2 separate regions of the Homo sapiens genome follow, and region 1 is linked to region 2. Evidence: chromatin loops called from intact Hi-C (ENCODE). Cell type or tissue: sigmoid colon. All regions are shown on one strand. Each heading gives the region's core, and the rest is flanking DNA. Links, peaks and the distances in the headings are about the cores only. Region 1 holds the start of LMTK3 (lemur tyrosine kinase 3). Region 2 overlaps SULT2B1 (sulfotransferase family 2B member 1).

The links. Hi-C counts contacts between places; a loop is a spot of excess contacts. Peaks named below come from ENCODE experiments on the same cell type or tissue, not always from the same donor. Only the 100,000 strongest peaks of a DNase experiment are listed, where the experiment ranks them.
Region 1: a loop joins it to region 2, with 2.7 times the contacts of the local background. A loop is called at or near these places in 15 of 110 quality-filtered maps.

The regions. Positions count from the first base shown.
Region 1 is chr19:48,508,964-48,513,344 of GRCh38, forward strand. It overlaps LMTK3 (lemur tyrosine kinase 3), which reads right to left and starts at 2,872. Exons shown (of 15, transcript NM_001388485.1): 1 at 2,538-2,872; 2 at 1,496-1,629; 3 at 1,060-1,210; 4 at 474-550; 5 at 1-6. The coding sequence starts at 2,613. In sigmoid colon, for the core only: no CTCF peak of the experiment used is centred there; a DNase peak (open chromatin) is centred at 1,748; H3K27ac peaks cover 979 bases; H3K27me3 peaks cover 2,601 bases.
Region 2 is chr19:48,566,621-48,571,001 of GRCh38, forward strand. All of the region lies in intron 1 of SULT2B1 (sulfotransferase family 2B member 1), which reads left to right. Among named protein-coding and RNA genes, the nearest start is that of SULT2B1, 17 kb to the left of the region's middle. In sigmoid colon, for the core only: no CTCF peak of the experiment used is centred there; a DNase peak (open chromatin) is centred at 1,921.

The DNA of each region.
Region 1 (4,381 bases), core at 124-4,123, 58 kb before region 2:
GATCACCTGGTCAAGGGGCACCCAGGAGTCAGCGAGTGCCGTTTCCCCAGCCCCGTCCCCTGGGACCAGCTCCACTCCACCACACAGCTCCCAACCCCCGGCTCCTTCCCAGCTTCTCCCTCCACATCCCACCACCCTTGACCCCCACCAGACATGGGGTGAGACACTCACGGGCCCAGAATCCGATGGACGCAGGGACGGATGGAAGGATGGACAGACGGACGGACGCGTGGAGAGCCGGGTGGCGCGGCGGAGTGGTCAATGGAGTGAGGAGGGAGGCGCTGACTGACAGATGTCGGGGATGGGGCGGGTGGGAGCCGGTGAGAGGTGGACGGAGGGGGGATGGGAGGCTGAGGGGGCATGGGGAGGAGGCGAGGGACAGATGAGAAGTGGTGAGAGCAGGGGTGTGGACACAGAACAGGAGGACAGCTCGGGATCCATGGAGCCCTGCCTCCCCTCCCCAGCCCACTCACCTTCCCAAACCAGCCACTCCCAATCTCCTGCAGGTAGCTCAGGTGCTGCCGGCTAAGGCCCAGGGGGGTGGTCATGTCTGGGGAGGGCAAGAGGGGAAAGCCCCTGAGTCTCTCCCCCTTCCTGAGTGCTACCAACACACCCCAGGTCAGTGGGGACTGAGACAGAGCAGACATCACTCTCTTTTCATTGGCTGCCACCCACATTCCATGTCAGAATCTCAGCTTCCTCATTGGCTGCTCACAAGGCTCCAGCATCCAATCAGTCCTTCCTTTTGGCATCCCAAGCTCCTATGATGTGATTTCAGCCTCCCATTGGCTGCCTCTGAGACTGTGCTCTATGGTAATCTCACCACCGCTTGCCCCTTAAAAATCCCCAAATCTGGTTTTGGATTAAGCAATGGCTTCCACCAAGATGATCTTTGTCTGCCTCCCCATAGGCTGCTTCCAAGATTCCAGCGCTCCCACCTATGCCTTTCCCATTGGCTGCCGCTGGTCTCAACCGCCCCAGCCCCTGAAGGAACACACTCAACATCTTCTGGCCTTTCCCGGGACACCATGGGATGCTGGTCATGGCGTGGGGCAGTACCTGAGTGTGAAGGCTGCGGGGCAGGCATTGGCAGGGAGACCTCAGCCAGCGGGAGAATGTAGACATCAGGCAGCGACTGTGAGGAGGAGGTCTCCTCCGCAGGGGGAGTGTACTCCCCGGAGCAGTCCTCCCCTTCAGGGTTCTCAAATTCCTGGGGCCAGGAGAGGAGAAGAGGGGTGGGAGAACGCAGGGCTGAGAGACACGCCATCGTCTTTCTCTTAAGTTTGTCTCCCCTTCATTTTTGTAACTGTCTCCCAGTCCCAGCCCAATTTCCATCCCCCATTTCCCCATCCCAAGGCTCCAGATCTTGCCATAGCTTCAAGCTGGAAGGTGCTCTCGGATTTACTGCCCCCTTCTCCCCACCAACCACCTGTGTAGGGGGTAAAGGCCTTGCTGGAGTCTTCCTCCCCAAGTTGAATCCCCTCATGCACCTCACCTTGAAGCCGACATCGCCCCGTTTGCAGCACAGACAGGTGAGGAGGAGGAAGATGAAGGCCAGCAGGCCGGAGCAGGAAATGAGGACCACAGCGTAGGGAGGAGCCAGAGGAGCCCGGCCCAGGGCGAATCCATCTGTGGGCACAGGGCTGGGCTGGGGTCCCAGCTTCAAGTCCCTGGATACCGGAATCATGCCCCCTCCCGTCCCGGCACGTCTTGGACTACAACTCCCGTGATGCTCTGCGACCAGGGTCCCTTGGCAGAGGTGCAGAGTGGCCCAAGGCATTGTGGGAGTTGTAGTTTGGGGCCTTCCCAAGTGGTTGGATTGGGGGTGGGGTCTCTCTTCTCGTCCCAAACTGGGACCCCCGCCACCTCATCCCACCCCATCCCCTCACCCCAGGCTTGGATGAATTCCAATGAGGGTTGAAGGAAAGAGGAGTGATAGTGAAGTCTGGAGCTTGCAGAATTTAAAATACGCTCCCGTGGACAGCCTCATTACCCCTCGTTGGGGAGGAGGACTAGCTCTCAGCTGCAGGCTGGGAGAAGATTCTTGCCCCATGCTGGAACCCCCCAGTTTGTGGGGTTGAGATCTGTCTCTTTTAGGGACGCTTGGCGCACACCGATGTTCTCTATCCCCAGCCCAAGACCCAGAGAAGGGAACTCCGCAAGCCCTGGGTCTCTCCAGAAGCCAGAGACAGCCTCCCGTGTTGTGTCCCCCTTAGAAATAGTATTCCTGTCCTCTGCCCCCAATTCTCCCAGAGGCCCTGTCCTTCCCCTTCTTCCTGCACACACCAGCACAAACACATGCGTGCACGCATACACACATGTTGCCCAAACGGAGCCCCCTCCCCACCCAGCCCCCAGCCTCCCTCCCACAGGCCCTGCTGACAGAGGCACCGTCCCCGCCGCTCCGGGCCCTGCTGGGCTGCGGGAAGACGCGCACCAGGTGACGGGGCAGGACCCGCAGACAGACCCCTGGGCAGACAGCGAGGCCGCCGCGGGGGTGGGGGCCACCGGACAGACTGATGGCCCGACAGACTCACCGGGGTGGGCCGGGGACGCCAGGCAGCCGGAGGCGGAGACGGCCGCAAGGAGGATGAGGGCGCCGGGGGCAGGCATCTTGTCGAGGATGGCAGGGAGGTGGAGGTGGTGGCGGCTGGGGAGGAGGGGGGGGCGGGCCCTCAGCCCCCAGCCATGGGGACCCGCGCGACCCTGGCCTCCTCCCGGCCCAGGAGAGGGGCAGGAGACGCAGGACAGGGGGAGGGAGGGGCTGCTTGCTGGCTCAGGTACCCCCCTCCCCCTCTTTGAAGGGACAGACGGATGAAGGGATGGAGAGGCGGACAGAGGAGAGATGCTGGGGAGCCGGGGTTGCTGGGGTGGGGGGGAGAGGGTAGGATGGGGGGGGCGAGAAAGAGGGCCCCGCCCCCGAGGGCAGCCAGGATTGGGGGAGCAGAGAGCCTGTCACAGGAAGGGTGGGAGGAGGGAGGATGGAGCGTCGTCATGGCAACTGGCTCCCCCGTAGCATTGGCTGCCAGGAGGGAGGGGAGGAAATGGGAGGGGGAGGGACAGACAGGGACCGGCACACACTTGCAGCGGGGGTGGGGGGGCAGGGCCCACGGGTGCCTGGCCCGGACACCGCTGTGACATGCCACCAGCATGGACACATGTGCTACACGCTAAGATGCAGATGTCAGGCACGCGCAGCCCACACACAGCTGACACACGTCGCAGGGACCCTCATAGACAAGCGCATCACATACAAAGGTGGACAGCCATCAGCAGACGGGGACACGTACACGTCACACACAAAGACGCAGGGACCGCACTGGAAACGCACAGGCAGGCCAGCTTCCAGCACAGATGCACCCGGCCACGCAGGAACGTCAAAGCATCACAAAGACCCACACATGCCCCGGACAAAGTAAAGCCCCAGATCCACAGACGCACACGCCACAGACAAAGATCCCCACGGACACCACTGTGACATGCTGACACTCATAGTCACAGCCACGCAGACAGTCCCTAGACAAATGGGCAACAAAGAATACCCACAGACACAAGTATCACATACATGCACGTCACACAGACATGCACAGACAGCAATTGCACAGACACACGCAGACACACACATCACATGAACTAACATAGACACGGACACAGCAGCTACACAGAGACAGGCACATCACATACATGAGTACACAGAAACATAATACATGCATGTATACGGACACGTAACATGCATCACTCACACGGACACAAGCTTCACTCACATGGATACACACAGACACACTACATACACATGCATGCGGGCACACACAACTCATACATACAGGGCTACATAAATCACATGCAAAAATACACATAAATACACCACACACTGATACATACAGACACATATAACATGCACATATACACAGTCACACATACATAAGCACAGACATAGGCACACAGATCAAATACACAGACACACAGAGTTGCACACATCACATACCTAAACAGACATGGACACACACATCACAAATACACACACCTTTCACACAAGGTTACAAAGACACAGAACCCCACCACAGTCACACATCACATACATAAACACACACTGGCACACATAACACATACAAAGAGTCACACACCCACAACACAGACACAGACACGCGCACAGACACACGGGTCGCAAATACCCACGTTTCCCGTGCGGTTACGCAGACATTACACAACCACAGCACTTGCCTCATACAAAAGATACATGATCATAGTTTATTTAATGTATTTATTCTTATGAGTATTTAGTCTGTGCCAGGTATCGTCCGCAGCGTTTTACACGTACAGAATTACCTCTCAATCCTCACAACCGCCCTCTGAGACAGGTATTTTTTAATCATGCCCATTG
Region 2 (4,381 bases), core at 249-4,248:
TGCTTGAGCTCGGGAGTTCCAGACCAGCCTGGGCAACATGGTAAAACCCCGTTTTTACTAAAATATAAAAAATTAGCTGGGCGTGGCAGTGTGCTCCTGTAATCCCAGCTAGTCAGGAGGCTGAGATGGGAGAATCACTTGAACCCGGGAGGCAGAGGTTGCAGTGAGCCAAAATTGTGTCACTGCACTCCGGCTTTGGTGACACAGTGAGACTCTGTCAAAAAAAAAAAAAATTAGAGGGACGTGTTGGCACACACCTGTAATCCCAGCTTCTTGGGAAGTTGAGACATGAGAATCACTTGAACCTGGGAGGTGCTAGTTGCAGTGAGCCGTGATTGTGTCACTGCACTCCAACCTGGGCGATAGAGCAAGACTCTGTTTTAAAAAAAAAGAGAGGGAGAGGGAGAGATGCAGAGATGCATGTATAACCCAAGTCCCTGTCAAGATGTAAACTCCTTTTGAGTGGCTGAATTCCAGCGTTTTTCCAGGTCCAGACTCATTTACCCCGTCCCCTGTTGTTTCTGGCCTCTCTTGGAACATCATTGCCATGATCGCCCTGGGATATATTTCACTGCGCGCTTCCTCAAGGGCATCTGTCTATTCCTTATGTTTCTAGGGGGTCAGGTTCATTCGGGGATCTGGCAAATAGAACACAGTATTTAACCAGGCACGGTGGCTCACACTTGTAATCCCAGCACTTTGGGAGGCTGAGGCGGGCAGATCACGAGGTCAGGAGTTTGAGACCAGCCTGACCAACATGGAGAAATCCCGTCTCTACTAAAAATACAAAAATTAGCCAGGCGTGGTGGTGCACGCCTGTAATCTCAGCTACTCAGGAGTCTGAGGCAGGAGAATCGCTTGAACCCAGAAGGCAGAGGTTGCAGTGAACTAAGATCATGCCTGGGCGACAGAGCGAGACTCTGTCTCAACAACAACAAAAAAAGAACACAGTGTTACCCGTGTGTCGGACATTGGCTTTGAAGGTAGGAAGGACATAGCACAGGGAAAAATTCTGCCACTTCCCAGCTCTCCTGCTAGTGAGGAAGGCAGATTTAAAGAAGGCAACAGACCAGGTGCGGTGGCTCACGCCTGTAACCCCAGCACTCTGGGAGGCTGAAGTGGGAGGGTCGCTTGAGCTGAGGAGTTCAAGACCAACCTGAGCAATGTGGTGAGACTCTATCTCTACAAAAAATGTAAACATTAGCCAGGTGTGGTGGTGTATGCCTGTAGTCCCAGCTACTCAGGAGGCTAGGCTGAGGCAGGAAAATCACTTGAGCCTAGGAGACTGAGGCTGCAGTAAGCTGTGACCGCATCACTGCACTCCAGCCTGAGCAACAGAGCAAGGCCCTGTATCCAAAAAATAAAAATAAGCAGGGCACGGTGGCTTATGCCTGTAATCCCAGCACTTTGGGAGGCCAAGGCAGGAGAATCCCACGAGCCCAGGAGTTCAAGACCAGTCTGGGCAACATAGCGAGACCCCTGTCTCTACAAAAAATTTAAGAATTAGCTGAGTGTGGTGGCACACACCTGTAGTCCCAGCTACTGGGGAAACTGAGGTGGGAGGATCGTTTGAGCCCAGGAGCCGGAGGGTGGAGGTCGAGGGTGCAGTGAGCCAAGATCAAGCCACTGCATTCCAGCCTGTGCAACAGAGTGAGACTCCATCTCAAAAAAAAAAAAAAAAAGTATTAAAAAGGGCCGCAAAGGAGGCCAGCAGGATGCGGAGATGGGCAGTAATGTGCACGGGGTGGGAGGTCTCTTGCTTTAGCCAAGGTGGTCAGGGAAGACCCAAGCCCTGAAGACAGAGAAGGAGCTGGCCTTGAATCCTGTAAATGTTCCCAAACGATCTCCCTAAGAGGTTATGCCAGTCACACTCCTGCCAAGAGAGTATCTCTGCGCCACGGCCAAGGGTGAGTCATCCTGCTGAGAGGTTGAGCTGGGGACGCCTGCCCAGATGGGCTCCAAGTGAGGGAGAGCCTGGCGGGGAGAACAGCCCGGACAGAGGCAGGGCAGGGCGCCGGGACACTGCTTGGCGCGTCCTGGGAGTGAAGCGCATTGAACCCAGCTCAGGCTGGTGGTGGGGGAGTCTTGGCAATGCTCTCTCTCCAAAGGCGAGTTGATCACAGACGCTGGCAGTGAGTCAGCGGCACCGCCAGGGCTGCTGAGAAATCCCTCCTGCTGTCCGATCGCATTCCTGGAAGGGTGGGCCGCTCAGGGCCCCCCAGCTCCAGTCCCACTCAGGCCCCAGAATCCCAGCAGCCCACCACTCACTTCTTTGCGCTCACTCTTCCTTCTGGTCCCCACACACCGCTCCCTCTCTCGCTACCTTCAGTCTTTGCTCAGATGTCGAGTTCCCAGAGGGGCCTCCCTGACGCCACCGTTCTAGCAGCATTTAGCATTTAGATAAATGACAAATTTTAGATTAAATGTTAGATAAATTTTAGGCTGGGCGTGGTGGCTCACGCCTGTAATCCCAGCACTTTAGGAGGCTGAGGCAGGCAGATCACAAGGTCAGGAGATCGAGACCATCCTGGGTAACATGGTGAAACCCTGTCTCTACTAAAAATACAAAAAATTAGCAGGGCGTGGTGGCGGGCGCCTGTAGTCCCAGCTACTCAGGAGGCTGAGGCAGCAGAATGGCGTGAATCCAGGAGGCGGAGCTTGCAGTGAGCCAAGATCGCGCCACTGCACTCCAGCCTGGGCGACAGAGAGAGACTCCGTCTCAAAAAAAAAAAAAAAAAAAAACATATATATATATATATATATATATATATATATATATGATAAATTTTAGATAAATTTTTATCTAAAATTGTAACTCACTGGATTCAGTGACATCTATCTGTAATCCCAGCACTTTAGGAGGCTGAGGTGGGAGGATCGCTTGAGCCCAGGAGTTTTCTTTCTTTTTTTTCTTATTTTTTAAAGAGATTGGGTTCTCACTCTGTGTAGCCCAGGCTGGTCTTGAACTCCTGGCCTCAAGCAGTCCTCCCATCTAGGCCTCCCAAAGTGTTGGGATTACAGGCATGAGCCACCATGCCTGGCCTCAAGATTGGTTTTTTGTTCTGAGACACAGACTCACTCTGTCACCCAGGCTGGAGTGCAGTGACATGATCCCAGCTCACCATGACCTCCGCCTCCCAGGTTAAAGTGATTCTCCTGCCTCAGGCTCCTGAGTAGCTGGGATTATAAGCATGCGCCACCACGCCTGGCTAATTTTGTATTTTTAGTAGAGATGGGGTTTCGCCATGTTGCCGAGGCTGGTCTCAAACTCCTGATGTCAAGTGATCCACCTGTCTCGGCTTCCTAAAGTGCTGGGATTAGAGGCATGAGCCACCTCGTCAAGATTGTTAATCACATCTGCAAAGTCCGTTTGGCCATTTGTGGAACACAGTCTCAGATTTCAAGGATTAGGACGACAACATCATTGGAGGCTGTGATTTGGCCAACCACAGTCACAGAGATGGAATTACACAGAGTTTACCTTCCAAGTCTGGCTCTTTCACTCAGTGCAATGCCTGGGAGAGCCTTCCCTGTGGCTGTGGGAACCGCCGGTTTGTTCTTTTTTTTTTTTTTTCTGAGGCGGAGTTTCACTCTTGTTGCCCAGGCTGGAGTGCAATGGCGCGATCTGGGCTCACTGCAACCTCCACCTCCCAGGTTCAAGTGATTCTCCTGCCTCAGCCTCCCAAAAAGCTGGGATTACAGGCGTGCACCACCATACCCAGCTAATTTTTGTATTTTATTAGAGACGGGGTTTCGCCATGTTGGCCAGGCTGGTCTCAAACTCCTGACCTCAGGTGATTTGCCTGCGTCAGCCTCCCAAAGTACTGGGATTACAGGCGTGAGCCACCGAGCCCGGCCAGTTCTTTTTCATCGCTGAGTAGTATCGCATGGCACAGAATACTGCTGTTTATCCACTTACCCATGCAAGGACGTTTGAGCTGTTCCCAGGGTTTGGCAATTATGAGTACAGTGGCTATAAACATGAGTGTAGATGAGGGTCAAGTGTAGATGTTGGTTTGAACATATAGGCTTCCATTTCTCTTGGACAAACACCCAGAAGGGAGAGTGACTCTGGTTTTTGCTGGTTTTTGTTTTCCGTTTTTGTTTTTGTTTTTTTTTTCTGAGACAGAGTCTCACTCTGTTCCCCAGGCTGGAGTGCAGTGGCGCGATCTCGGCTCACTGCAACCTCTGCCTCCCAGGTTCAAGATTCTCCTGCCTGAGCCTCCCGAGTAGCTGGGACTACAGGCGCCCGCCACCACGCCCGGCTAATTTTTTGTATTTTTAGTAGAGACGGGGTTTCACCATGTTAGCCAGGATGGTCTCGATCTCCTGACCTCAGGTGATCCGCCCACCTCAGCCTCCCAAAGTGCTGGGATTATAG